Linked DNA regions of Mus musculus: region 2 is linked to region 1. Evidence: chromatin loops called from intact Hi-C (ENCODE). Cell type or tissue: gastrocnemius. All regions are shown on one strand. Each heading gives the region's core, and the rest is flanking DNA. Links, peaks and the distances in the headings are about the cores only.

Region 1 (15,107 bases), core at 4,458-12,457:
AGCCATCACTCCCCTCTCAGTGCTTCTAACACATGCCTTCCCCATTCAGAGAATCCTTTGAGAAAAGGAGAATGGGTACCAGGCTTTCTGCTAATCGTAAATTGAAGTATGGCCACAAATGTCACACTTATATTCACCAGTGAGCCCAAAAGATGTGTGCTACCTGAGTTTTCCCATCAACCTATAGAGCACACACTGGTGGAGTCCTTTTTCCCAAACCGTTCGAGCCTCTAAATACAGATTTTCTCAACACTTTGCTAACAATAGTAGCATTTGCTCTGTCTAAATTTAAAGTTAAGTTGAGAAGCTAAAATAAATAGTGTTTCTGTTTTACAAAAATGAAAACCGATGCTGTGGAACAGCACTGTGGTTAAGTGCTTGCTCTACAAGTGTGAGGACCAGCGTTTGGATGTCCGGAACCCAAGTGACTATCAGGAGGGCATGGTGGCCTGCCTGTAATTGCAGCTGTGGAAGGTGGGGACAGAGATCCCCAGAGTGAACTGGCTATCAAGACTAGCCATCTAGGTCAGTTTGGGGTTTGACTGAGAGACTTCAATGAATAGGATGGAAGAGCATGTGAGAATGATACCCCACTCTCCAGCCTCACCATGAACATGTGCAGGTGCTTGTACATATATGCAAAATGTGTACCAACACATACATGTACACCATAAACACATACAGGAAAAGGACTTGGGGGTGGCTGGAGAGACGCCTCGGTGGTTAAGAGCACTGAATGCTCTTCTGAAGGTCCTGAGTTCAAATCCCAGCAACCACATGATGGCTCATATCCATCCATAACAAGATCTGACGTCCTCTTTTAGAGTGTCTGAAGGCAGCTACAGTGTACTTACATATAATAAATAAATAAATCTTTTTTTAAAAAAATGAGGAAGGAAGGAAGGAAAGGGAAGGGAAGGGAAGGGAAGGGAAGGGAAGGGAAGGGAAGGGAAGGGAAGGGAAGGAAAGGAAAGGAAAGGAAAGGAAAGGAAAGGAAAGGAAAGGAAAGGAAAGGAAAGGAAAGGAAAAAAGAAAGAGAGAGAAAGAAAGGGACTTGGTGGGAGCCTGTGTAAACAGCTGTCAACAGCCTCCAAGTGTCCAAGTAGGGAGGTTTCATCTTTGTGGCACCTGACCTATTCAACATCTGCTATGTGAATATTTCCTTATCACTCTCTCCTCTGGTGACCCCCTTTTTCTTCTCAACTCTCTGGCCACTGTTGGTCCACCATTGTCAAGCCAGGCACACATACAAAGGCAGGAATTTAAAAAACCACACATGTACCTGTGGCGCTACCAGGAACTGTCCTAAGCACTTAGACACTTGAAACATCCCCACCCTGAAAAGCAGTGGATAAAGGTCAGACACAGAAGGGACTGCACTGGCTGCAGACTGTGGTGGCAGCTCCATGTGAGAACTGCAGTTCTCTTCACTGAGCACTGGTCCCTGTGTCTGCTGTAGAGCTAACCTGAAGGTGTCCTAATGACCTGAAAGGAAAGTGACACTGAGTTGGCCCGGCTGGTCAGTCTTGCCAAGCTTTAGCTCCAGACTAGCCGACTACAGGCTGGCCAAGCTCCCTACTTCTGTTTGGCCTTCTCGGTGGCCTCCTCTGGCTTGCCCTAAGCATTTATCACTCAGCAGGAGCATTCTCCCGCACAGCTCCTTTCCCTGGACGTCCAAGAAGCCTGAGCGTCACCTCAGTTTTAACTACTTTCTTTAGCTATGATTTGCACCAATTATGTAAGCTGCTGATTCTGTGTTCTGTGCCTACAGAGCAGACACCTGGGCTCCAGACACTGCCAGCTTAGGACAGGCCCCACAAACACCTTATGCCTTGTGTTTCTAAAACTGAATTCATGACTTCCATCTCCCGCCTTCCTCATATGTTCTTTCTGGTCATCACCCTGGATCTCCCTCAGTTCACTTAAACATGCTTGAAAGCCAAAATCATCAAAGGTATCTCCGTTTCTTTAAACACTTCTTTGGAGCACTGCAGGGATGACTGTGAATCATACTCCCTCTTTTGAAAAACTAACTTTATCACTGGCTTGCAGGTGTGGCCTATGTTTATTGTTCTCACTCGAGTACTGATCTCATAGGTAGGAGTACTGGCTATGTCCACATCAGCTTTCTGAGTCATCTCCACCACAAATCCTTGTTTCTCACTCGCAGTGCTTCTCACCTGAACTGCTGTAATCCAGCGTCCCTTGTTCAGCTTCTTCTAATTTCCTCGAAGGTATTTTTTTTGTTTCATTGGGGTTTTTTTGTTGCTAGTAAACATTTAAAAACATTTTTTGTTGAAGTAATAAACATCTGCTGTAGATATCTTGGAAAAATATTGTTACAGATGTTTGTTGTTAGTGTAAGTATGTATATATGTGTGTATGTATTATGCATTACAGCCATTTTCCCTCAATAGGCATACCTCCTTATATGGAAAGGATTATATTACACACATTCTTGTATGTCCTATTTTTAAAATTAGCCTTGTGAATAATTTTTTATGTCAGTAGGTCTCTTTGTTTTCATTATTAATGAAAATGTACCATCTTATTATTAGCACCATTAAGTTTCTGTATTTCCTAATCTTACAAAAAATACACTGTAATAAACATCTTTATCCATGTTTTCCCCCTATGGGATAAGAAAAGCCAAAGATGCTGCTATTTTTAAAACTCTGAAGCTGTCACGAAACACTCTGACAGAAGGGCTTGATCCTACTACATTCCTACTGTGGGTGATCACTGTAATGTACAACTTAGGTTATTGCTGAAAACTGGGAAGAAAGTTATAGGTTCAAGTACATAAAAGCAGAGAAGGCTCAGAAATAAGGCATCCATACACAATCAGGCCAATGTCTCCATTATAGAGTTCAGTTCTCAACATCCACACTGGGCAGCTGACAACTGCCTGTTACTCCAGTTCCGGGGCATCCAACGCCCTCTTCTGGCCTCCTTGGGCACCTGCATGTATATACTCATAGCAGGGTAGTTGTACGTCAACTTGACACAAGCTAAATTCACCTAAGAGGAGGGAATCTTAATCAAGAGAATGCCCTACTGGAAGCATTTTCTTAATTAGTGATGGGGGAGGGCTCAATCCATTGTGGGTGATATCAGCCATCCCTGAGCTGGTGGTCCTGGTTTCTATAAGCTGGTTGAGCAAGCCATGAGAAGCAGGCCAGTAAGTAGCACTACTCCATGGCCTCTGCACCAGCTCCTGCCTCCAGGTTCCTGCCTTGTGCATGTTCCAATCCTGACTTCCTTCGATGATGAATTGTGATGTGGAGGGGTAAGCGGTGAGCCGAATAAACCCTCTTTCTCAAGTTGCTTTGGTTCTAGTGGTCTACCACAAAAATGGTAACCCTAAGTAGGACATACAGAGGCAGGCAGGCACATACACATACATGTAGATAAAAAAAAAATTTAATGTAGCCGGGCAGTGGTGGCTCACGCCTTTAATCCCAGCACTTGGGAGGCAGAGGCAGGTGGATTTCTGAATTCGAGGCCAGCCTGGTCTACAGAGTGAGTTCCAGGACAGCCAGGGCTATACAGAGAAACCTTGTCTCGAAAAAAAGAAAGAAAAAAAAATGTAATGTGAAAATGCAGCCAAGTTTAGTGGTACAGGCTATGATCCCACCTACTTATAGGGAAGTTAAGGTATGATGATTGAAAATTCAAGACCTGTCTGGAATAAAGAGGGCTTTTAGTCCAGTCTCAGCCATTTAGTGAAATCTGTCTCAAAAGAAAAGTATTTAAAGGGGGTGGGATATAGCTCAATAGTGTTTGCCTATATGTATGCATGAGTCCCTGTGATTAGGCCCCCAACCCAAATTAAAATAATCCAATTTTGATTCTTAAGGCAAGCAGCATATAAGACCAAGGACTTTCATTTTCTACACATGACTAAGTGTTTAATAGCTTCCTTCATTAATTATTAAGGGTGATTAAGCGTTTATGTTCACAGGGAAAAAGAAGTACTGCCAAGTGTTTAAAATGCTGGATTGCTCAGGAAGTTTGGCAATGATGCTAATTTTCTGTTGCACATGTGAGAACATGGGTTGTGGGAGTTTCCAGTATTTCAGAAGAATCTTTTTGCCTTCTCCATTGCTGTTTCTCCCCTTCCTCCCCCGGTCCTCCTTTAGTACTTCAGTGTTGTGAGTATCCATCACAGCTCTCTTCTGTGTGTTATTTCACATGTCAAATAACTTTGTTTTCCTATTTTTGAACATTCTATTCATGCATAAATGCCATGATATTCTTACTTAGGCTTCTCTCTTCTCTCTCTCTCTCTCTCTCTCTCTCTCTCTCTCTCTCTCTCTGTGTGTGTGTGTGTGTGTGTGTGTGTGTGTGTGTGTGTGTGTGTAATCCTAGCTTTCCTGGAATTCACTATGTAGACCTGACTGGCCTCAAACTCATAGAGATCCACCTGCCTCTGCCTCCTGGACTTAAAGTTCTGGCGCTAAATAAAGGTGTGCTACCATGCCTGGCTTCTCTCTGGTCTTCTGTTATTACCAAGTTCTGAGCCAGTCTAGGGAGAATGGAGGCAGCAGGTATAGTTTAGGGTCCTTTGGCCCCAGTAAGTTGGAACCAATAGTCTGAATGACTCAAAATATCCCTTCCCTGAAACTAGGTCAGTTTATTTATAAAGAAGTCTGACCCCCAAGATGATCAGGTGTTTGGGGGAAGAAGCCAAAAGCAATCTTTCAGGAAGGTGATAGGGAAGGTCAGAGACTTGTCCTTTATTCTACCTTGACTTCAAAAACACAGTTCTTAGGTGACAGGAGAATATATGCGGTACTCTGTTTAACATTAGCAGGGCTAATTCTGCTGTGTTGAGAACTGTAATAATACTGCTCAGTACTGGGATGGGCTACCTGCAGTCACTGGCCGGCAGAGTCACTATAGTGTGCATCTGAAGATGAAAGACTAGTAGGAAAGATAAGCAAGGCCTTCCTATCTCAGTGCCTATCCAAGGAAATAGAGATATCTGCAATTTGTTCCAGCTATCAGGTCAATCCGGCTTCTTCCATCTAGCCTGAGAAGTCATGCTTCTAAAACGTCTGTGATTACTTTGACAAACAGCCTAGGAGAGGAGATAAAGTCTGATTTCAGCCAACCCAGCTTGCATTTCAGTTTCTTAACAGAAACTGCCTGAGAAAGGACTGCTGCACGGCACATCAGCACATTTCCACTCTTTCATCTAGAAAAAGGAGAGAAGATTGGCTAATTAATCCTACTCGACGGTTCACATTTCTATTGCCAAGAGGAGCAGTTACTCACCAACAGACACTAGAAACACCCACACGCAGACAGACATGTACAGTCAGGTCCTTGTCAGGCATTCCGAGCTTGCCATTCCACTCACAGGAAGCTCTGGTTGAAGTATTCCCAAGCCTCAGAACAGGCCTCCACTCAAGAGCAGAGGCGTTGTTGTTGTTTTAATTTTGTATTTTCTTTTATGAGTATAGATGGTTTGTCTGCATGTATGTCTGTGTACCACATGACCAGATGAGGGTGTCATAGCCCCTAAAAATGGAGTTACATATAGTTGTGAGCCACCATGTGGGTGCTGGGAATCAAATATGGGTCCTCTGAAAGAGCAGCCAGTGCTCTTTTTTTTTTTGTTTTGTTTTTGTTTTTGTTTTTGTTTTTGTTTTTGTTTTGTTTTGGTTTTTTTTTTTTTTTTTTTTCGAGACAGGGTTTCTCTGTATAGCCCTGGCTGTCCTGGAGCTCACTTCGTAGACCAGGCTGGCCTCGAACTCAGAAATCCGCCTGCTTCTGCCTCCCGAGTGCTGGGATTAAAGGCGTGCGCCATCACGCCGGGCTCAGCCAGTGCTCTTAACCACTGGACCATATCTCTGGCTCCAAACAGCAGAGTTTTATATAGTTTTATATGCAATAAAATTACAAGCAACCATGATTTACAGATAGATATATTTACAGCATTTTTTTCTTGGATCATAGAAAAGATAGAATACCTAACGATAGAGGGAGAGAGAAGAAAGGGAAAGTCAAGCGTAGCTGTGCATGCCTGTAATCCCAGTATTCAGAGGCTGAGAGAACTTCGAAGAGGAGGCCAAGCTGGGTGATGTAATGAATCTGAGGCCACCCTGTGCTACACAGCAAGACAGACAGATGAGAGAGAGAGAGAGAGAGAGAGAGAGAGGGGGGGGGGGAGGAGGAGGAAGAGGAAGAGGAAGAGGAAGAAACTAAATGAAATCAGGCTAAAAGTAAGCAAACATTTTAAGAGATAATGTGAATGGTTTATTCCCATACTGGATTGTTTCAGCTAGTGAGCATAATCTATGTTAAACATTGCTCTGCCCCATTGTTTAATTCAACACAGTCATTGCACATGTTCTATGTTAGTCATGGTTCTAAAGAAAGAGAACAAAACACAAGAAAATTTCCTCCTTCTTGGAGTTTACCTCTCAGTGGGGATAGCTTATTTCGTTGTCCCAATAAGAAATGGAGATTGGGTGTCATCCTTGCACAGGGGCCATGCTAATCTTCTCTGTATCGTTCCAATTTTAGTATATGTGCTGCCGAAGCAAGAGAGGTGGAACAACAATATGAACTAACCACTACCCCCGGAGCTCTAGCTGCATATGTATCAGAGGATGGCCTAGTCGGCCATCATTGGAAAGAGAGGCCCCTTGGTATTGCAAACTTTATATGCCTCAGTACAGGGGAACACCAGAGCCAAGAAGTGGGAGTGGGTGGGTAGGGGAGTGGGGGGGGGGAGGGTATGGGGGACTTTTGGGATTTGAAATGTAAATGAAGAAAATACCTAAATAAATAAATAAAAGAAACACACACACCCACACACACACACAAAGAAAGAAAGAAATAGAGATTGGAAAGTCAGGATTGTCTAAGGTACAGGATTGTCCAGTGGCAGAATGTGTGCTCATCATACACAAAAGCTCTGGTTTGATCCCTGGCAGCAGAAAAGAGAGTGAAGAATGAAAAGTAAGAAGAGAAGAGGAAAACCATACATAGAAACAGAAAAACAGGGTCAAATATATAGGACAGAAAAAACACTGAGGGATCTTTGAGTTTTGCTTCAGTTGCTGTAATAACACAGTGACTTGGGGAGGAAACAGCTTATTTCATTTAAAGCTCATTGTCTATCACTGAGAGAAGCTAAGGCAGAAACTCAAGGAGGAAAGCTGGAGTCAGGAACTGAAGCAGAGGCCACGGAAGAGTGCTGCTTACTGGTCTACTACTCTCCATGTACTGCTCGGTCTGCTTTCTTATACAGCCCAAGCCTAGCTGTGCAGGGGTAGCGCCACCTACAGTGGTTTGAACTCATCCAACATCAATCATTAATCAAGAAAATGAGTCCAAAGAGGTGCTATAGGCCAGTCTGATGGAGGCAATTCCCCAACTGAGGGTCCCTCTTCCCAAAAGATTCTAGTTTGTTCCATATTAACAAAAACCCTATCAGCACAGGGGAAGAGGAGCTAGTGGAAATTAGACCCTGTCTCAAAACAGGCTCTTTAGGCTTGGCTTCCTCACATAGTAAGCAGCAAAAACAGCGCAAAGAGTAAAAGTAGGAGCTACCAGGCCTCTCATGACCCACACTTGGAACCAGTCATGACATATTGCCACAATGCCACATTCTAGAGATCCAAATCAAATCCAGAGGTCAAAGCAAGCCATAAGCCCAGCCCAGGCAATGCCCCTTGTTAAGAGCAAGGATACCAGAATTGTTGGAAGCTATTTTTGTAGAACCTTTATAACACTTCAATGAATATCCACAGCCACTTATGAGACAGTCACCATTTCACTCCCTATTGTATAAGTAAGGGAAACTCAGACTGGATTGACTAAATAGCCCCCTGACGCAGGCATCATATCTGGGAGTGGCTCTTCACTGCTGCAGAGTTCCCCTTTACTTTCAAAGTAGAGGGCAATGGTTAGATGGCTAGAACCCAGTGTTCCTTCTTCTCTGAGAGAGATAGGAAAGCAAAGTACTGAAGAGTTCAGATGCTGGAGTGCAAATCACTTTGGTTTGTAATTCAGTGCTGGTTTTAATTCATTGTCACCATGACTTGGGCTAATTAGCCTCAGTTTCACCACCTTAATAATGGGGTTGATAATGTACAGTTAAAACAATGGTGAGATAAGACCCTGCCTGGACACATGCAGCCAGCTCTTTTTTCTCATGGGATCTACATTCATTGACTCAGTCAGAAAGAAAGGATGTTTTCAAATAACACCTGTACTACACACATACAGACTACTTACATAGAATTTACATTCTATTAGTTATAAGACAATCTAGGGATGCCTTAAAGTATACAAGCAGATATTCACAAGTCAGTAGTATGCCACTTTATATAGAAACTTCAGTATCTTTGAATTTGGGAATCTATTGAGGCACTTGAAATGAATCTACTACCACACCTAAGAACTTTCTACTATTGTTAACTTGAGTGTCCTAATTATTTGCCTTGAATCAAGCAGTGTACTTCAGCCTCAAGACCACTGTGTCAAGAGTTCCTGTGGCCTACTGACACTCTATGGACACTGCCTCAGTCAGCTTTGCCTCTGACCCCAATTCTGCTGCAGTGACTACTCCCAAGGAACTCTGTCACGAGGTTGACCCCATGTCTGCTCTTTCGTTGCACTGCGTATCCCTGTTGCAGCTATCTACTCTCTGTGCTGGAGCCCTGGTGGCCATCCGTGTTTACTTACACCGCTTCCTTTACCAGTCTCTTTCAGCTCGGACTGGACAACTGGAAGAGGAAATGGAAGTTTCCAGGTTAGCTCATTTGCTGCATTTGTCGTGCTTTGAAATAGCCAAAATGCTCCAGCGTGAGGAACCACTAGGTGGCAGGGCTGCTTCACTGCCTGCCTCATCGCTTTCTTTATTCCTTTATTGTCTATACATCAACTGCAGCAAAAATACAGTTTCTTTAAAACGAATCAGTTGCTTTTAAATCAACTTGCTTACTGCTACGCAACTGCTGAAAAACTAAGAAAACTCACATACTTTGCTCTGAATATCCACTGTGATGTCACTAATTCCTTTCGGAGCTCTCACAGAGGTCAGATTACTGCAGAAGTTTTACTGCCTTCGGCTTAAAAAGGCGTGGGAAAAGCAAATAAACCAGTGCCTGTTGAGCACACGGCCAGAGCTGATTGTTTTCCCTCTAGTTGTCAACGCCCAGCAGGACAAAGATCTTTAGGTTAAGGTTCATGGACTATTAGGCTGTTGTTTCATTCATAGGATTGTGGCCCCATCTCTCCTTTCCCAGAAGGTCGCTTCGGAGGAGATGGAATTTCAGCTGCTTCCTGAGACAGAAGCAGGTGCAGGCACATCCTTCCTTCAGTTACGTCCCCACAGGAATCCAACCCGTCAGGTGGGAACTCTTAACAAAATGGACTAGGAGGGACAGAGAAGGGAGGAGATGTGGAGCGAAGGCCAAGAATGCTAATAAAGCCCTTGTCTTACAGCACCAAGGACGGAGAACTGCTGTAGACAGTTGGCGGGATGAGACATACAGCTAGGTGTGGTAGTGCACATTTGCAATTCCATTACCTGGGAGGCCAAAGCAGGAAGGTCACGGGTTCTAGGGCAACCAGTGCTACTTAGTGAGACTGCAAAAATAAACAGACAAGTTTTTAACATATATATCATTTAGAGTTAAATGTAAAATTAAGATACAAATCCTTGGGGGCTGTAGCTGGAAGGACAGAAGGGAGAGGCAAACTAGCAAAAAGGAAAAGTTAAAGTCAACTTAGGTAACACAGCACAGTCGATAGAAAATATGGAAAACCAAACCAGCAAGGTATAACATTCATAAACAAGGAAACGTTATTTTGAGGCATGAAGGTAATAAGAAAATAAAACTAAGCTAAACCACCCAACCAAACAACAACCCTGAAAACACAAAGACCTAGTAATCCTTGTGTCTACACAACAGATGGAGGCACTAGGTAATAGAGTAAGCGGTACTGTGTGGTTTCCTAACCACCATCTTGTTGTACCTTAAGAATGGGCTCGGGTGAGAGATCGCTTGGAAGCTAAAGTCCTCGCTACTCAAGCCTCACAACCTGAGTTCAACCCCTGGAATAAGCAACTCTACAAAATGATCCCCAGGCCTCCAAACAAGCCAGAACACGCACACACCACCTCCACCACCTCCACCATCACCTCCACCACCTCCACCATCACCTCCACCACCTCCACCACCACCTCCACCATCACCACCACCTCCACCACCACCTCCACCATCACCACCATCACCACCACCACCACCACCACCACCACCATCAGAGAATGACAGAATGGGTGAAGGGCTAGTAAGATGGTTCATGGGGCAGAGTGCTTGCCAAGCAAGTCTAGTAACATGAGTTCAATCCCTGAACCTACAAAAAAGGGGAAGGAGAAATTGAAAGGAAATAAAACTTGAGAACTGTGGTTCATGTAATTTATGTCAAATAGCCCAAAGAGTTGTTTGTGAGCTTTGAAACTTGGGGCTAAGAACATAGCAGAACAGGCCAGGACATGCCTGGGCAGGCCCGTCGTCACATGTCCTGACTGGCCTAGTGCCTCCCTATCTCCCGCCCTTCTGACAGTCTGTTGATGTTTAAATGGACCAATCATGTGAAACCGTGCCAATTCCTCCCCAGCCCCACCCCTTTTCTATAAAAGTCCCTAGCTTCCAAGCCTTGGGGTCGAAACCACTGTCTCCTGCGTGAGATACGTTTTGAACCGGAGCTCCGCCATTATGGCTCCACCATGTGGTCGACACCTCTGTCTCCTGTGGGAGATATGTGTCGGCCTGGAGCTCCGTCATTAAACTACCTCATGCTTTTACAACAAGATGGTTGTCTGTTCGTGATTCCTGGGTGCGCGCTGAATCGAAAATTGAGTGGGGGTTTCCCCACTAGGTTCTTTCAAAATCCGACTTCTCCCTCTTCCTTTCTGATAATAATAACACATTATTTAAAGAATAGGCTGGTATAAAGTAACTTTTATTTGCCCAAAGAATTGTTGTCTCCAGACTTACTGCCTCCATCTGTTATCCTAGGTCTAATCCTGGAAGCTTCTAGCCTCCGTACAATCTTATCTAGATCTAGAATGTTTTCAGCCTCTAAGACTTGCTGCTGAATAAACTTACCCTTTCTTGTTCTTTCTGATCTCTGACTGGCAGGTTCAAATCAGCTGTTCTGGCTCAAACTCCTTTCCAAGATGACTGATTCGAACTAACTTCTCTCAGCTTCTCTTGAATTGCTTTGCTTGGCCTCATACTAACTCTGGCAATCTACTCTTCTAGCTCCTTCTTGTTCCCTGGTTCACCCAGTCTTAACCTGTGTCTATTTGTTCTTTCTTCAACCTGTCCCTGAAAAAAAAATCTCCTGGTAAAACTGCCTCCTCCTTTCTCTGTGCTGCTCTCTTAAGTAGCCTCTTTTTCCTCTCTTCTTGTGAGAGTTGGGCATATCCTATTCTGTCAAATCTTTCTCTGATTCATCACTGTCTGCCACTCAGTTAACATCAAATATGACTGCTTCCTTCTAAAACATGACTTTACTTTCATCCTTTGGGATTAAAGGTGTGTACGAAGGATGTGTCTGTATTCCAGCCAAAGGGATTGAAACTCAGGGCTAAGCCACACCACAACTACAAAGTTTTCCCAGCAAGTAACACACTCTTAGGGTTCACAGTCTGACCAAATATCCTGGAGCAGAGCATATATGAGAAACCGGACTCAAGGAAAAGAAAAGATCCTAGTGTAAAACAGATCTCCAAGTTCCTGGGAACAGCTTCCTTTGAGCTTTAAAGTTGATGCTCTGCATCTAGCATGAGTTATCTAGCATTTAAGCAGGAGAGAGGAATGTCGCAGGGAGTAAAGGCTGGCTGCCAGCTTTGGTTACCCGAGTTCCTTTGCTGGGACCCACATGGTGAAAGGAGAGAATGAGTCCCTGCCGCTTGTCCCCTGATCTCCACAGGTATGACGTAACAAGCTTGCGTGTGCATGCACACACACGTGCACAGACATAACACATTTAACACATACTTGTTTACTTGGAGATGACTTTGACTTACTAGAACCACTACTGTGAGTTACAAATTAGAGACTACAAGTTTTCATACATATATGTAACATTCAACATAGGCATTTTCTACTAAAGATCCACTTTATGTCAATATTTTCACAGCATATATTTGGGTTCTCTATGCTACAAACTAAAGTTATATTAATCTTTCTAATAAACTGGAGATAAAATATGCTGTTGGCTTCATTGGTGGCATTTCGGTACAAATTTCTCAGCACTTGGACCTATCAGCAGAATGTGGTTGGTCTACAGCAGCGAATATGTTAGGCCTGGCCACACACTTCCTTTTTTATCTTCTTTTGAAAACCACATCCAGTCTATCAGTAATGACTGCTATTCTTTCTGAACATATCAGAACTTGACACCTCTCACGATACCCAACCCTAACATTATAGTTCGAGTATCATCGCCTCCTACTTGGACCTCAGAAATGGTCTAGTTACTGCTTTCATACAGGCTCCAGAGTGGTAGTTTTTGCTGTTTGCTTTTTGGGTTGAAATAAGGTTATCAGATAGTTCAGGTTGGCCTCAAACTTGTCATGTAGCTGAGGATGGCCTTGAGCCTCTATCTCCCAAGTGCTAGGATTACAAGCCTGTACCATCACCATATACTGGAGATGAATTCCAGTTTGCATACAAAGCAAACACTTTGCAACTAAACTATACTCCCAGTCCCAAAGTGCTGAATTTTTAGAATATATATATATAATGCATGTGTGTATCTAATGTATGTAGACCAGGAGACTGTATCAGGCCCCTTGAAGCCGTGAGTGACTGTGAGCCATCCAATGTAGGCACTGGAAACTGATCCCTAGATCCATAATAGCAGCAAGTAGACCTTACTACTAAGCCAGCTTTCTATCCCCAGGATAGTGTGCTTTTAACTGTAAGCCACGGTGAGAATTTGTAGACTATTGCTCATCCCATCTTACACTTGATTCCTTCGTTTTCCTCAGCCTTACAGCCTAAGGGGCCTCTTAGTTAATTCACTGTGAACTTGCCCTGGAATACTCTTCTTCCAGATTGCTAAACAACCTGCTCTCTTCCTCCAGACTCTGCTCTGTGTCCTTACCAAAGAGACCTTTCCTGTCCTGCTGGTATAACATTGGATTATTCCCTATATCTCCACCATTCCAACCCTGATAGTTTTTCTTCATAAGATCCTCAAAGAACATTATTACTGCATATTATTTATTAATTCTGTCTTTTTTTAATTAGAATATATCGAGAATATAAGGATATATAAGGATCTCTCCCTTGCCCTCTACTGCTGTATACCCAGAGCCTAAAAAATATCTGACATATAATAAATGGTCAATATATTGTTGCTAAATTGACAGGCCCAACATACAACTGGTGGAACCTTATTAGACAGTATAAAGACACACATTTGATACACATGAGATGGCACTAAATGATATCCAGAGAATATCTCTTCAGTATTTTAATCCTTCAGTATGTTACAAAGATCTCTGTTAGTGCTGAGTTGTCTCTATGACCTGGCCACTTATCTCCACAATTAGGGAGTGAGGAGCTCTAGCTTCACAACCTATTGAAAGCCTTTTATAATCCTAAGATAAAAATGAATAAGCAAATGAATACATTTTTAGAAAAAATAAACATAAAAGCCTTTTACATAGACTAATATTTGATAATTGAATAATCTTATTTACATTGATTTTTTCACTATTTTGTGTGTGTACACATGCCCACACATGTCATAGCTCCATCAGCACTGGAGATCAGAGGACCACCTGTGGAAGTTGGTTCTCTCCCCATGCCATACAAGCCCAGATCATCAGGCTTGGTGGCTACGACCCCCACATGCTGAGCCACTTCACCAGCTACTGCCTCCCAACAATTCTAGGAGGGAAGGATGATTTTGCAGAAGAAGCTGTAAATGAATCTCCCATAAGATCCAAAGCTTCCTCCACCAAGATAAAATTCACATAAAACTTGCAGTCTTATTAAAGTGTATAATTCAGTGTCTCTTAGTACATTTACAGTGGTGTGTAACTTATCATCACTACCTAACTACAGAACTTTCACATCTTCTGAAACATTACCCATCACCCCAATTCCTTCTAACCCTAAGCAATCCTGTTTTCTGACTCTATATATTGACCTTTCCTAGACACTGAATATAGATGGAATTGTAACCTGTGGTTTTCTGTGTGTTTGTGTTCTCTCCCTCCCTCCCCCCCCCCCCCCCCCCGTCATTGGGGACTGGACCTATGGCCTCTCACATGGTAAGATTAAAAGGGCACTATCACTGAGCTATATCCCCAGCCTATATGTGGTCTTTTGCATCTGGCTTCTTTCAGTTAACATGGCATCCAAGTTTGACCGTGTTGTAGCATGTACCTGTACTTCAGTACTTTTTATGAGGTAGCTTATGGTAGAGTTCTTACCTAGCACATGTAAAACACTGGGTTTGCAATCAGGCACCACAAAATAAAAGTTTCAACAGAACTTTTTAAAGACTAAATATTAACCTGTTGTGCAAATACCACATGGATTTCAGGTTGTTTCTAGTTGGAGGCTATATGCAGTGTTTGTGAACAACTTGTTTGAATGTTTTCTCTTCTGAGTATAATATGCTTGCTGGTAGAATAGGTAATATGGTGGATCTATGTTACGCCTCTTTCAGAAAAGCTAAACTGAATTCTAACGTGGCTGTCACATTTTGCATCGACAGCAGCAAGATTTCATTGCTCCACATCCTTCCTATAAGAGATGATTTTTGCTTTTCAAACTTGCCATTTGAATAGTTATCATAAAGTTAGTGTTAGTGTACATTTCCCTAATGATTGGTGATAGTGACCATGTACTTCATGTACTTATATTGGTCTTTCATGTACCTTTTCCAAAAGCTCTGATGCAAGTCCTTTGTAAAGCAGGATAGAAAGGAGAAATTACAAGGACCTGAGAAGCAAAAGGAGCCGCTCTCTCAACAGCTGAGAATCACAGATTCCAAAACACTTAGCAACTGCTTGAGGCCTTTCTCCTTTCTCATCTCAGAACCTATAATTTTCT
Region 2 (15,107 bases), core at 2,372-10,371, 200 kb after region 1:
TCTGTGTGTGTATATAAATGGAGTTGAGGTGTGTGTGTGTGCGTGTGTGTGTGTGTGTGTGTCTGTGTCTGTGTGTGTCTGTGTCTCTGTTTATAAATGGAGTTGAGGTGTATGTGTGTGTGTGCATGTGTGTGCATACACACTCGCGTGCATGCACACAGGTACCCTGGTTCACGTGTGGAGGTAAGAGAGCAACTTTGTGGAGACTGTTCTCTCATCTTCATCCATCTTTTCTTGGGTTTCAGCGATTTAAGAGGCTGGTAGCCAGGCTTTCCCAGCAAGCACTTTTACCACTGACCCATCTCACTGCCTCCTCCCACCCCTGCCCAGAGTTGCTCTTTAAAGTTGAATCCTGTTAATAAATACACAAACATGATTAGAATGTCACAGTTTTGTGACCTCTCAAGGAGTAACAGAGGTAGGCTGTATTGATGGCAGCCATTGGACTGGAAAGATGGCTAAGCAGTTAAGAGTACTTTCTGCTCTTGCAGAGGACCTAAGTTTGGTTCCCAGCACCCATGTCAGGACCCTGCAACCACCTGTAACTCAGCCCCAGGGGATCCAGCACCCTCTTCTGGCCTCCGAACACAATGCACTCATGTGTACATATACACACAGAGGCATACACAGACACATCGTTAAAAATAAAATAACTCTTGGGAAAAAAAAAGCTGATAAACACATGAGATAACATAAACAAGGGTCAGATAAAAGCAAAGACAGATTTGTGCAGGTGCAGAATAGACTGGCAACTTGAGAGATGCAGGCTCAGTCACACATAGCCAGTAATCTCACCCCGGGCCATGATCTCCGAGTCCTGTAATGAGGAACAGCTGCTTCGAATGCTTGGCTCTTTGGAGGCAGTTGGAAAAGACTAAGGCAAGCCTAGCATTCTAAATCTGATCTATACCTGCTGTAGAATGTGCTGGATCCTGGTGCTTACAGAGAAGTACTTGGGAAACCAGGGATGTTAAATGCGGGAGGGTTGTCTCTTCCAAAGACATATAACCTGTTTTCTTCCCAGGAGGCTGGAAATGCACGTGGCGAGTAGCCTGGTGAGATCTCTGTCTGAAGGGCCAGGCCCTACCTGGCTCCCCCAGACTCTTATGTTTATCTCGGTCTTCCTTCCTATACCCTTACCTTGAGCATTGCTTCTCAATCAATAGAACCCATCTTCATGGAAGAGGTTGGTTATACTTTGTAAAGAGTTTCACTGTGAAAGTGGCTTAAGCTTTGTTTTACACACGAGATCAAGTTAATTATCATCAGGAAACTTTCTCCTAAATCATGCTATGCTTAAACAGGCCTAGCTAAATGGCCTGGTGTCAGACTCTAGAAGTTTGAGCCAGCACCAGCTACTGAGTCGTGGTAACTGACCTCCTTCCTCCTCTTTCGTGCAGATCATTGCTTTGCTGGCTGGGGTGTTTGTAGCATGGTGGTTGTAAATGGGATGAATCCATTAGATTGATCAGGTCAGAAGGCAAACTGGAAATCTAGTACTTCCAGTTTGCAAGACAGTCTCAGATTCCCTCTGGTTCCTTCTGCTCCCTCTGGCAGATTCAGTACCCCAGGTGATGTCTGTGTAGCAGTTTACTTCTGTCAATAAAATCTCTAAGACTATCTTGACCAGTCTGCAACCATTTTGACTTTGTTTTTTAAAATACATTTCTTTAAATCCACATGGTGGCCCATGCTTTTAATCTTAGCACTGGAGAGGCACAGGTAGGAAGGTCTCTGTGAGTTTGAGGCCAGCCTGGTCTACATAGTGAGTTCCAGGATAGCCAGAGCTACATAGACCCTGTCCCAAAAAAAAAAAAAAAAAAAAAAAAGATTTTTTTTTTCATTAATTTAGTTATGTGTGTGTGCCCTGGTGCATGTGGAGGTCAGAAGACAGCTTTATTGAAATTGGTTCTCTTCTCCCACTATGTGACAGCTCCTGGGGTCAACCTCAGGTCAGCAGGCTTGGTGGCAAGCAACTTTGCCTGCCATCTTGCCAGCCTCATTTGGCCTTTGTGTTAACAGCAGTGTGCTAATAGTGGAGAGCTTTGAGAGGGCTGAATCGGACGGAGAGCACCTGAGTCTTGGGATTGACACCAAAGACAGAGGAGAGGGCAAGGCAGCCGACAGATGCCTTACACTTGTGTGGCCTAGGTCACAGGACCGGGTGCTGCCCCTTTAGAGAAAACGTTTGCTTTATGGACCCAAAATGACATGACAGAAGTCTTACGCACACAGGGAGAGAGGGGAGAAAAAAGAGATTATGAATGTAGTTCATTTGGTAAGTTTTTGACGAGCATACACAGAACCCTGGGCTTGATCCCGTCCTAAAAACATGATAGTGTGTGTCTATAACTCCAGCACTCAGCAGGTAAAGGTGGGAGGGAGAGAAGTTCAAGGTTATAGATTGTTGGTTACTTAGAGTCTAACCTGGAGTACAAGAGACTCAAAACAGACAACGAAGCAAAGCAAACATACGCACCCAAAACTGAAAGAAAAGGAGAATGTTTGGAAATGGAGTTCGAAATTTGGGAGATGCCTTGAATGCAAGTTTGAACACAGTTTGGATATTTTATTTTTCTATATAGTAGTTTGCTATGTAGCTAAAACTAGCCTGAAACTCTCAGTCCTTCTGCCTCAACATTTTGCACTGAGATCCCAGGTGCACACTTGTATTACACCTGAATTGCACCTGTGTTGCACCTGTACTACAGGTGCACACCATCACACTCATCTCTGGGTTTTATTGTTACATTTTGTTTAAGCTTTGCACTAAAAAAAAAATATTTGAGAGGAGAAAGCTTTGGTGGCTTCCCTGTAACCCCAGGTCTTGGGAGGTGAAGGCAACAGAATCAGCTCAAGACTAAGGCCAACCTGAGCTACAGAGTAAGACCATGTCTCAAAGGCAACAACAGAAACTGATAACGTTTTCCTGGATACAGGTTTATTAAGCAAAAGTGATCCTCTTTAACCTTAGTATCCATAGCAGATGTACTTCTAAACAGCCTTGGCTTTCTTGTCGGCTTTAGGGACACAGCACCCCCCTCAATAGATGTCTGTAATTTTCCCCTCTTGTAAGCCTTGAAGGTCACTGGTTCTCCAACCTTTGGGACAGGACCTGTCAGTCTTAGAATGGTGTCAGTGCAGAGTAGCAGGTGTAGGATGGAGGTAGGCTCAGAGGTGCTGGCCACTCTCATTGGGAGGGTACCAGCAGGAATACCTGAGATGAACCACTCATTCATGTAGCCCAGACTGCAAAGCACTCGAGGCTCGAAGGCCATAATACTTTTGTCTGTGCTTCCAGGTGCAGCGTCTTCCTCAGCTGCAATCACTCCTCCCTAAGGAGGAATTTGTGAATGTCAATCTAGCTCTTGCTGGGCAGCAGTATGGTGCCTGATACGATAGGCCAAGGCTGGAAAGGAAATACTTATTTGAATTTAGTTTTAAGAGACTCTCCTTCTGTAGCCCAAGCTGGAGTCAAACTGAGAGCAATCCTACTGCCACAGTCTCTCAGGGGTTAGAACTATATGTGAGACTATGCACTTTTCCTTGTTGGAATCTTAATGGGAAGAAAGGGACTATGCAAAGACATTTATGCCCACATGTAGTCATTTAAAAAACATGTCATCCCTGACTTAAACCAAAGGTGATAACTTTTCAATAAGTTTCTTTGAATCTATTAGGTATTCTTCTAAAAAAATGTTAAAATAAAACTTTTGATATTAAAGCACCTCTAAAATAAAAGGGTTTATTGAGCTGCTCAGATCCAGCAAAAAACAAAAACAAAACAAAAAACAAAAAACAGCCCTGAGACAGATTTTTACAATTTACAGCAGTTGGGCTAGATGGAAATTGGGAAATATCACGGGCATAGGAATAGTAGTACACCTTTTGTGTGTGTGTGTGTGTGTGTGTGTAGGGAGCGGGAGAGGGAGAAAGAGGGGAGAGAAGGAGAGAGAGAAAGAGGGAGGGGGGAGAGAAGTTGAGAAGAAAAAGATTTTTTACTTCTAATTTACACTAAGCACAAAATCTCAGAGCTGGTATGTAGTTCAGTGGGCGTAGTGTTTGCCTACCTTGCAGGAAGGCCTCGGTTCCACCCCAGTATTGCAGAACAGGTGGAGTGGCATGTAATCCCAGCTCTCAGGAAGTGGAGACCAGAAGACCAGGAGTTCAAGGTTATCAAGTTTGATATGTATGAGACCCCATTTCAAAAATACTTTAAAGTCATTTTTAAAAAAACAGTTGGGAACTAGACATGGTGGCACCTGAATGTTAGCCTGGAACTCCCTGGGTATCTCAGGCAGGCTTTGACTCTCAGTCCCTTGTCTCTGCTTCCTGAATGCTGGAGGGAGAGGTATACACTATCCTGGACTACATAGTGAATCCCGGGCCAGCCTGCGGATACACAGTGAGTCTATGCCCATGATCCCCAAAGAAACAAAACCAAATGAAGAGGGGGGAAGGAGGAGGAAAGAAAAATGGGTAAAAGATGTTTACAAGCACCCAAGAGAGAATATTCAAATCAGCAATAAATATGGAAAAGGTGATCAGCTTCATTAATCAGGGATATGCAAATTCAAACCAAAATTAACTCTACCCAAGAAGCCAGATGCAGGAGAGGACACGTTGTCTGATTCCATTTATAGGAATGTCTAGTGACAGAAAGCAAGTTGGTGGCCGTCTGGGGGTGGCGCTGAGTGAGAGCAACCAGCAGAGGACGAGGGTGTTTTCTGGGGTGATAATATAATTGGAGGATCACCTCCGAATGAGGATTTTATACTTTGTCAACAGTCACAATTAAAGCGGCTGTATTCACGCGTATGTATTCTATATTTCAGCTTGAAATATAAAGAAGCTTGATTTTTGGCCAGATTCAGTTTTTATCTAGAGCCTGGGGTAGGAAGGTTCTTGGAGCCGCAGAGTCTATTGCCAGTCTGGGTAATATAGTGAGATTCTGTTACCAAAATTAAAAGAGGAGCTCTGTAGAGTTCAGTTGGTACAGTGTTTGCCTATCTACTCAAGCCTTAGGTTTGATTCACAAAGGTCTCTAGCACTGCTAAACTAGACATGTTACTACATGCTTGTATCTCCTCAAGAGGAAGAGGCAGAGAAGTATAAGGTGATCCTCAGCTACACAGGGACCTTGGGGCCATCCTGGGCTACATAAGACCCTCTGGAATGGAGGAAGGGTGGTTGCTTTTTGTCTGTTTGTTTGTTTTTTGAGACAGGGTTTCTCTGTATAACCCTGGCTGTTCTGGAACTCACTCTGTAGACCAGGCTGGTCTCAAACTCAGAAATCTGCCTGCCTCTGCCTCCCAAGTGTTCAAGTGTTGTGATTAAAGGCGTGCGCCACCACACCCGGCTGCATTTTTTTTTTTAAAGCCCAATAAGATATCACTAGTAGGGCTGGTGAGACAGTGTGTGTGTATTTACCAAAAATATCTACAAAATAACTCATAGCAACAGATTTTTTTGAGAGTCGCACACTGTAGTACCACAGCTGGTCTTGATGGCTCCTTTGTCTTTTTGCCTCAGCTTTCGGAAGGCTTCACTCACAGGTGTAAGCCATTGCGATTGACTAGAAAAATCTTAGAGACATTATGTTTGTTCTACTTTTGTTGCTATGATAAAAACAAAAGCAAGCCAAGAAGAGGTTTATTGAGCTCACACTGTCACATCAGTGACATCATCATTGAGGACCATCAGGCAGGACAGGAACTCAAGCAAGAACCTGGAGGCAGAAAGTGAAGCAGAGGCCATGGAGAAATAAACACTGATTACCAGCTTGATCCCTGTAACTCTCTCAGCCTGCTTTATTCTACAACCCAGGACCACCTCTCCAAAGTGGATACCTCCCTCTGCATCAATTAGCAATCAAGAAAAGGCCCCACAGACATGCTCAGAGGCCAACCAGGTGGAGGCAATTACTCAACTGAAGAGTCCTTTCCCCAAGTTGGGAAGCAAGAATAATCATCACAGTTTAGAAGACGAGACTAAATAATAATTTTTTTAAAAAATGCATATTTTGATTCTATTTGACCATCGCCAAAAGGGAAAACTAATTTCCAGTATTAGAATTCAGGACAGGACCTAGTTGAGCATGAAGAGTGACTGACAGTCAGCAGGGGTTGTGGTTTGTGTTTTCCTTAGATTTCTTTACAAATCTAAGAAAATGAGTACTTTTAGGCACTATGTTAACTTACTATGTTTTCACAGCATCAATTTCATTTTGAGAGTTTTCTTTCGACATAAGTTATAGCTTAATCAACTGTCTGACTGATGGCCAAATGAGCAATTCTCCCTCAGATATACAATACTGAAGGAGGCCTTAACACCTTCTCTCTAAACATCAATACTTGGGGGTAGATAGTACACACATCTTCTGAGACTAACAATTCTAGGAATTTGGGACTGATATTTGAGATTCTCAGCACCCAGAAAGTGGAGGCAGGTGAGTCAGGAGTTCAAGGCCAGCCTTGGCTATACCACAAATAATTACCTACATCAAACAACAAACACCAGCCCAATACACAAACAACTCCCTAGACAGGGAAGAACTGAGCAGGAGATTGGCACGTGTTGATTTATGATGAAAGCAGCTGATAGGAAAATGAAGGAACATTATTATCTACACTTTTTTAAACATTTTTAAAAAATTAAGGTGTGGTCTGGGCTAGTCTCAAATGCCTGATTCTCACGCTTCATCCTCTGGCGTTTGCCTACTGACACCAGCTAGAAAATCTTTTTAAATAAATAGGATGATGGTCCACGCTATATTGGCAGGGACGTCCATAAGAGCAGTGGAGAAGTGCTGTTTGAAATGCTGTTTTGATTCTTGCAGCTCTCGTCTTCTTGCTGCCAGCACTAACTCAGGCCTCCGGCGGTTCCTTCCTCTCTTGTTGCCAATGGTTCCCGCCTTTCCCCTCCCCGCAGCCGCGGTGGTTTAGCCCGGCTTCCCCCGGGGAAACCCCTTGGGCGGAGCGCGGCCCCCGCCGTGAGGCCACTTGGATCCCTCCGCGTCAGGGGTGGGCCGGGGACCTGTGGGCCGGGCACGAACCCCGGGCTCTGATTGGCTGCGGCGGGAGTAAACATCCGGAGAGGTGGGGCGGGGCCGGAAGTGGAAGAAGAAGGCGGCGGCTGAGTCGGTTCAGGAGGTTTTAGAGCCGGAGTCCGAGCTTCAGGTGCCATGGGCTGGGGGAAGGCGCCCTGAGGGGACTCGAGGCTGTGCATGGCGGGTGCTCGGGCCGCCGCCGCCGCCTCGGCGGGTTCCACCGCCTCGTCGGGCAGCCCGCCGCCTCAGGAGCCCGGGCTCTGGGAGCTGCTGGAGGAGTTCTCCCGGACTCAGTACCGTGCCAAGGACAGCGGCGGGAAGAGCGGCTCTAAGGTGAGCCCCAAAGGTGCAACGACCTGAACTGGTCCCTGGCCTGAGTTACCGAGGGAAGACTGTGGTTCGGGATGGGAGGAGAGCTGGAATGAGACCTCCTTGGGGAGGCACGGGAGAGGAACTTATCCAGGATATGGACTCAGAGAGTAAGGATCCGGCTTTACACCAAAGAGGAGGACCGAAGCTCCTTGTGGGTTTTGGGGTGGGGGGTTGCTTTAACAGGGGTTTGGAGGTCAAGGGTCGGAGTTGTGGGCCAGGTGCAAAGGTTAGACAATAGGAACGCTACCCTTCGTGAGCCTAGGAGGGGTTACCAACAGATTCAAAACAAAAAACAAAACCCCTAAAATCTAAGTAAAAATGGGGAAGAGACTCCTCTGGACCAGAGATCAGAGTAGAAGTCTGGAGTAGTGTGACATTATGGAGCCCAGAGAACAGCGGAGTGTGTCACCTCCTTATAAGGTACCAGCATGACTTAGGCCCTTCCCTTTCCTTTCCTGTAGAGCAAGAAGAGAACCCACATTCCCTTTCTGTTCCTTTTATCAGAAGTCTCTGTCCGTTGTCCCCCCACCCCGGGAATTTCCCTCTGCCCTAGTCACCAGGCCTGAAAAGAGAGCTGCTGATCTGGTCGAGGCATACTGACCTCAGCACTGATAGACCCGGCCCTTTCTCTTTCCCAGTGTGGCATTACACATTGGCGTTGGTCTCTGTGCTGGGCCATAAAACTGGTTTGGCCCCAGAGGTTACCTAGGGGCTGAGACATCTTCTATTAATCTCTGAAGTAACAACCTAAGAAAGATCACTAATGTGGTATTATCGGACCAGACAATTAAGTACCTTTCAGATTATAATTGGCATCATTTGGAGCTCTTGTTAAACACAAAGATTTCTGGTCTTAGATTCTCTTAAAGCACAATGTCTGGGGAGGCAGACCCTAGAATTTGTACTGTATGTTCAGAAAAGCCTTAAATGCGTTATCCCAACCAAGGCCAGTCATGCACTCCTGTCCTTCTGTCTCCACTTCCTAGGTGATGGGGTTACAGGTGTTTACCCTCATGCTTGGTTTCTGTGGTGCTGGAGATTGAACACAGGTTTTTATGCATGCCAGACCGGCATTCTACCAGCTGAGCTACATCACCAGCCTTGGTGTGTGTTGAGGCGTGGTTTTTTGTCTGTGGCCCTGGCTTGGTTTCACAGTCATTATCCCAGGATGGCTTGTAACTAATAATCCTCCTGCCTTAGCCTCCCAAGGACTACATACACGTGTGAGCCACCACAGCTGACTTCGAGGGCAATCTTTTGAGTGGTTATAGGAGGTGTGTGATTTTGATGGATCTCACTGCCCTCTGAATGTCTGTGAAGATTAGAGTTTTACAAGTTAAACCTTACTCTCACCACAACTGGTCTTAATACTGCTCCAGGCTTCATGATCTCTTGCAAAGTTCTTGATGTGTTACAGGCGGTAAGCTTTTCTTCCAGTGGGCTTTTCACTGAACTGTGAACAAAAGGATTAATTTTAGAAGGGAGCCTTGCCTTTAGTTTTATAAGCAGATGGTATGTAAAGAGACAACTGTCTGCAGCTTTTACTGATTTTGCTGACTAGAGCTTCTTTATTTTTGTAGGTGTTGTTGAGACATGGTCTTGAGATATATAGTAATTCATATATAAATATACACACACACATGCACGCACACACTGAACTCGGCATCCTCCTGCCTCAACATCCCATGTAATAAGATTGTAGATGTGCACCATCGTGCCCAGCTGACTGGAGCTTCAACTGGAGTTTCTGGGGCTGTAGAACAGAAAAAAAGATTTTTTGGTGTTAAAAGAACATAATGTGTTAATGCTATAATAGTAACCTAAAGCAACAGTTACTGTTGCTTTGTTTTTTGGGACAAGGTCTCACTATGTGCCCAGCCTCCCTGTGACTCCACAGTCTTCTGTGCAGTGAGGCTAACGGGCTTAGGTACCACCTGAAGCATGCCACACGTGAGTTAATATAGAGCCCACGGTCCAGCATCATGTTTCTTCCCAGCCTTGAATGATGATCACAGAATTGCTTGTCACTCACTCCCAGGGGCCTCTTTGGATCATGGGCCACTTAAGCTCATGCCCTCAGAACCTGAGAATTCTCTTCAGGCTCAAGTCTCCTTCTCTATGCAGGTTGAACGCATTGAGAAGAGATGTCTGGAGCTATTTGGCCGTGACTACTGTTTCAGCGTGATTCCAAATGTGAATGGTGATATCTGCGGCCACTACCCCCGCCACATCGTATTCCTGGAGTATGAGAGTTCTGAGAAAGAGAAAGACACGTGAGCATCCTGTGACTGTAGTGTGCATGTCGGGTGGACCTCAGAGGCTCATCCCCACGGTCAGGAGACTGGGCAGGGCATGCTCACTTTGCTCAGGTGGGGTTAGTTCCTGGCATCTTTACGGACTTAAGGTTTGAGTTTGATTGGCCAAGTAGTACAGCTTCAGATGAGAAGTGGAGAGTCCCAGCCCTGCAGCTTTCACCCCTCTGTTTGACCTCACTGACCTAAGACAGCAGACATACTTTCACCTCTCTGAACAACTTCAGGGCCATCTTTTGTCTTTAGTAGGTGTAGTTGGAAGGAATGATGACATATCAAGACAGACTGTATTTTATTGAGGTAGTACCCTCATGTAGCCTGAGTTGGCCATGCGCTCACTTTGTAGCCATAGGAATGATCTTTAACTTCTGATCCTCCTGCCTCCACTGCCTAAGTGCTGGGGTTACAGGCTTGTGCCACCATGCCCAGCTTTCAGGACATGCTTAGGGGTGTTTCCCATGCTTGTCTCTTAAGAGCCTGGGCCTACAGTCACACTGCTTGAGTTAGCATCCTACTACTTGTCCATTTTCTGACTCTGTAACTAACACTAGGCAAGTTTTTCATTCTTTGTCCTTAGTTTTTCTTTGATAATTCCCGGCCTCCTCATAATTAAGGCTTGCAAGGACTAATTAAAATTCTAGAAGGGTGGCTTGTGCAGTTCCTGATGATAAATTGTGCTAATGCAAGCCTGATGTGTAAGAATTAAGAATAAGAGCTACCATGTACACCGAGGTTGTCTGTCCCAGGCTCTAGGTAGGGAAACAGTACTCAGCAGAGCAGACTTGAAACACCTGATAGGAACTAGCTCATCAGGTAGTAAAGGGTTATGGTTCTTTGGTGTGGATAATTATTCTTAACACTGAGGCTCCATGTCTGCTCCTAGTTCTTCCCTTAAGTTCCTTGCTTGCTGTCTAAAGGGTGTTCCAGGAGCTGCTATATAATCTTTGCCCTGTAAATGAGGGCATTGGGAAAGCTCCTGCTGCTCAAAGCAAAGCCATCGTCTCCCAAGACCTTGGGGAAAGTGTGGACTCTTGGGCTTTAGAGTCATGGGTCAAAATCACGGCATACCAAGATGCCTAAGCAATTCATGTGTGTGGAGAGAGCTGAGAAGTGCTGCTGTAGGCAAACCTAGAGGATCCTCCCTGGTGGTGTGTTTGAGATGACTTCATGATAGAGAGCCTGTGTAAAAGTGTTTCCCCGGGCTGGTGAGATGGCTCAGTGGGTAAGAGCACCTGATTGCTCTTCCGAAGGTCCGGAGTTCAAATCCCAGCAACCACATGGTGGCTCACAACCATCCATAACGAGATCTGACTCCCTCTTCTGGAGTGTCTGAAGACAGATACAATGTACTTACATATAATAATTTATTAATAAATCTTTAAAAAAAAAGTTTTTCCCCAAAGTTCTCGGACAACTTTTGAACAGGCTTTTTCTTTCCTTGCCCTGGCTTTTACTTCTTTCTCCTTCCTTCCTTTCACACACCTTTCTTTCCCTTTCCTTTCTTTCTCACGTTTAGTTTGTTTTGGGTTTTTTTGTTTTTTTGCTTTGAGAGAAGGTTTCACGTTGTAGTTCTGACTGGCCTTTATCAACTCGGCCTCAGCCTCCCATTACAGGTGTGAGCCACTGTGCTCAACTCAGTGGAGCACTGATCTTTGCCAAGGAGTGTGACCTTCTGGGATGGGTGGGTGTAGTGCTTTTCTCCAGTCACATCTGTGCACAAATGAAGACTGTGGACTTTAGCACCCCCCCCCCCGGACCTTCTAAAGCAGTTTCCAGTCTGCATTCCCAGACCCCCTTAGATGCCTTATATTCTATAGCCAGATGTGGGGAGAGATGGTTTACAAGCAGATGAACAGCATGGTCAGAGGAGTTAAAGACTGAAGCCTTTCTTTTCTTTTCTTTCTTTCTTTTTTTTTTTTTTTTTTTTGTTTGTTATGTTTTGGCTTTTTGTTTTTTTTTGTTTGTTTGGTTTGTTTTTTTTTTTCTTCCGAGACAGGGTTTCTCTGTATAGCCCTGGCTGTCCTGGAACTCACTCTGTAGACCAGGCTGGCCTCGAACTCAGAAATCCGCCCGCCTCTGCCTCCCGAGTGCTGGGATTAAAGGAGTGCGCCACCACACCCGGCTAGCCTTTATTTTCTTATGTGTGAAGGGATATCTAGAAGAGGGCCATCTCTTGAAAATTCAGTATATTCTTCTTCTGTGAAGATCCCAGTTACAGCACCTTTCTTAGTTCTTCTCTAACTTCCCTTCCAACTTAGCCTTATAGTCCTGTAAGCTAAAGTTAGTCTGTAGCCGTCTCTCACTTTCTCTCAGTCACCTGCTACCAACATTGTCATCTATGTAACCAAGGCTGACCTTAAACTCATGAACCTTCTGCTTACATCACCCAAGAGGCAGAGTTAGAAGTGTCCACCATGTCTTGCCCAACCTCTTTCCCCCTTTTTACTCTTGTGAGTGCTGTGTGGCACTTAACCTCTGCCCTCTGATAGCATTCATGTGAGTGAACCACAAAGATATCTTGTTACTGCAGAATCTGATTTGCTACCTCAGAGGTGGGGCCAAGATTCAGCATTCTCTAATTAGCTCTCAGTTATGGTTGGTTGCTTGTCCTGAAAGGAACATGTTCAGTGCTTATTCATTCTAGCAGTAAAGAGAAGAATTTCTAGTGGCTGATAATTGAGTACTTGTTTTTAGCATACATGAAGCCCCTGGGTTAGAGTCTTAGCACTCTATAAGCAGGCCATTGTAGTACATGCTTGTAATCCCAGGGGAGAACTGACTGCATCATTGTTAGCTACAAGGTCTGATAACAAGCCTGGACTATGAGATCCTGTGTTGAGAGGGAAGAGTGATTGATTCCTCTCTGATTGTCTTAAGTAAAGATTTCACACACTTATGTCCTATGAAAAATATAGTATCGCCCCTATTCTACAGAGAAAAAAGTTGAAGCCCAGAGAGCAGTTTCCCTTTACCCAAGAGGCAGTTAGCAGAATGATTCCCCTCTGTCCACTGGTCTACCTTTTCTTTACTGCTACCTTGTCCATAAGGGTCTCACTTTCTAGGAAAAGAATAGTATGCTACCCTTGAAGAGTTTTGTTAACGTGTGCATTTGTATCTCAGGGCCTTGAACAGTTTCTTAAAGTGTGTGTGTTTGTGTATAGGTACATAAGACCAGGTACCAATGAAGGCCAGAGACATCCCATCCTGCTGGAGCTGGAGTTCCAGCTGGTTGTGCACTTCCTAGTATGGATGCTAGGAACAGAACTTAGGGTTTTTCCATTATAACCCTGACTATCCTAGAATTCGCTCTGTAGACCAGGTTGGCCTTAAACTAATAGATCCAACCCCCTCTGCCGCCTGAGTGCTGGCACTAGGCTCCCCCTTTTTTTCTTTTTGATATGGGAGCTTGGCTAAGGTTTTCAGTCTGACCTTAGACTCCTCTTGCCTTACATAGCTAGAACCACAGACACATGTCAGCATGCCCTGCTTTAGAGTTTGTAGTTAGTTTTCATTTCTTGCATGGTCATTATATTGAAGTGACATTAATTGGCAACGAGTATTTGTTGAAAGGAAAAGAATTTGGGTATAATTGGATAGGAAGAAATATGACTGCATGCATAAATTACTGTGACATGAATAGAGTGAGTTAGCAGGCTGTAACTTGATTCAGAAAGGGCTTGGTCTAGCAAAGAAACCTCCCCAGTTCTGTCCAGGAGGGCCAGAGGGTTTGCTCTGAGTTTTTGCTGAGCTGCCTCTGTGGTGGACCCCAAGAATCCAACAGGTGAAGTCCTCATCCCCAGGCCCAGGCTTGGTGGGCGTGACTCAGCATTGGCTCAGCAAGAGCCCGAGCTAGGGGACAGCACAGCTGAGGTTGCGGATTCACTCTGGAGGCTGAGCCAGGATTGCTGTGAGTTCCAGGCCAGCCTGGGTCATAGTGTGAAATGGTCTCCCCCACCCCACCCTCTCAAAAATCCAGGGCCAGTGAGATGTCTGAGCAGGTGAGTAGCACTTCTCTTACAGTCCTGACCCCCTGAAACCATGTTTAAAAGTCAGATGTGAGTGAGCACTCAACATGTGTGATCCCAGAGCTCCTATAGCAAGATCAGAACAAAGACAGGAGAACTCACCAGAAACTCGGTTATTAAGCATTGTGACCAAAATCACGAGAGACCCTTTCTTAAAAACAAGGTATTAGGAGAGAACCATGTCCTCAAAGTTGTCCTTTGACTACCTCGCACCATGATGTATGCCTCCATGTTCACATTCACTCCTCCCTCCCTCCCTCCCTCCCTCCCTCCCTCTACAAATAAAATCCTTTTAAAGGGCTTTAAAAAAATAAATAACCCTGGTAGATGGTTGGTGATGGTGGTGGTGGCAGTGGTAGTATACACCTTTAATCCCAGCATCAGAGAGGCAGAGGCAGATCTCTTGAGTTCAAGGCCAACCTGGTCTACAAAGTGAGTTCCAGGACAGCTAAGACTAAAGGAACAAACACCCAATAATTAAAAACAAAAGAAAACACCATCACCAACAAAAACAGAAAATACTGTTGCCACATCAATTCTGGCAAGCTTTCTTAAACCTGTATAGCATTCCTAATGTAGGTTGGCTGCTCCCTGCGTACACCCAGTCTTCCTGCCTCAGCCTCAAGAGTAATAAGATGGTGGTCATTTATTATCAAACCATGCTTTAAAAATAGTTTTGTGGGGCTGGTGAGATGGCTCAGTGGGTAAGAGCACCCGACTGCTCTTCCGAAGGTCCAGAGTTCAAATCCCAGCAACCACATGGTGGCTCACGACCACCGGAAATGAGATCTGATGCCCTTGTCTTGGTGTGTCTGAGGACAGCTACGGTGTACTTACATATAATAAATAAATCTTTAAAAAAAAAAGTTTTGTGAACCGGGTGGTGGTGCATACCTTTAATCCCAGCACTTGGGAGGCAGAGGCAAGCGGATTTCTGAGTTCGAGGCCAGCTTGGTCTACAAAGTGAGTTCCAGGACAGCCAGGGCTACACAGCGAAACCCTGTCTCGAAAAATCAAAAAAAAAAAAAAAAAAAAAGGAATAGTTTTGTGAGAGATGATGTTCATGAAGACCAAAAACCTTAAATAATCCAATTAAATAATACCAAAGGAGGGGCTAGAGATTTACCTCTGGGACAGGCTCTGGGTTCAGTCCCCAGTGGCAAATAAGTAGCAAAGGAAATCTCACTACTGGGTTGTAGATACAAATATGTAAGCATACAGTGTTCATTCATGTATGGTCATAGGCCACACAATTCACTGTCTAGTGAAAGATTAAAAACAGGAACTAGTGAGAAAGCAGAAACGGAGCTGGTTCTTTACTTAGTGGCCAGGCAGATAAGCCATGACCTA

What was found. Peaks named below come from ENCODE experiments on the same cell type or tissue, not always from the same donor. Only the 100,000 strongest peaks of a DNase experiment are listed, where the experiment ranks them.
Region 2: a loop joins it to region 1, with 2.7 times the contacts of the local background. A loop is called at or near these places in 13 of 42 quality-filtered maps.

The regions. Positions count from the first base shown.
Region 1 is chr6:113,029,381-113,044,487 of GRCm38, forward strand. Gm43868 (predicted gene, 43868) reads right to left here. Exons shown (of 1, transcript NR_164179.1): 1 at 14,655-15,107. It also overlaps the pseudogene Gm23244. Among named protein-coding and RNA genes, the nearest start is that of Gm43868, 9.2 kb to the right of the region's middle. In gastrocnemius, for the core only: no CTCF peak of the experiment used is centred there; a DNase peak (open chromatin) is centred at 8,814; H3K4me3 peaks cover 807 bases; H3K27ac peaks cover 1,359 bases.
Region 2 is chr6:113,230,741-113,245,847 of GRCm38, forward strand. Mtmr14 (myotubularin related protein 14) reads left to right here and starts at 7,103. Exons shown (of 19, transcript NM_026849.2): 1 at 7,103-7,381; 2 at 9,545-9,693. The coding sequence starts at 7,226. In gastrocnemius, for the core only: no CTCF peak of the experiment used is centred there; a DNase peak (open chromatin) is centred at 7,010; H3K4me3 peaks cover 2,239 bases; H3K27ac peaks cover 2,249 bases.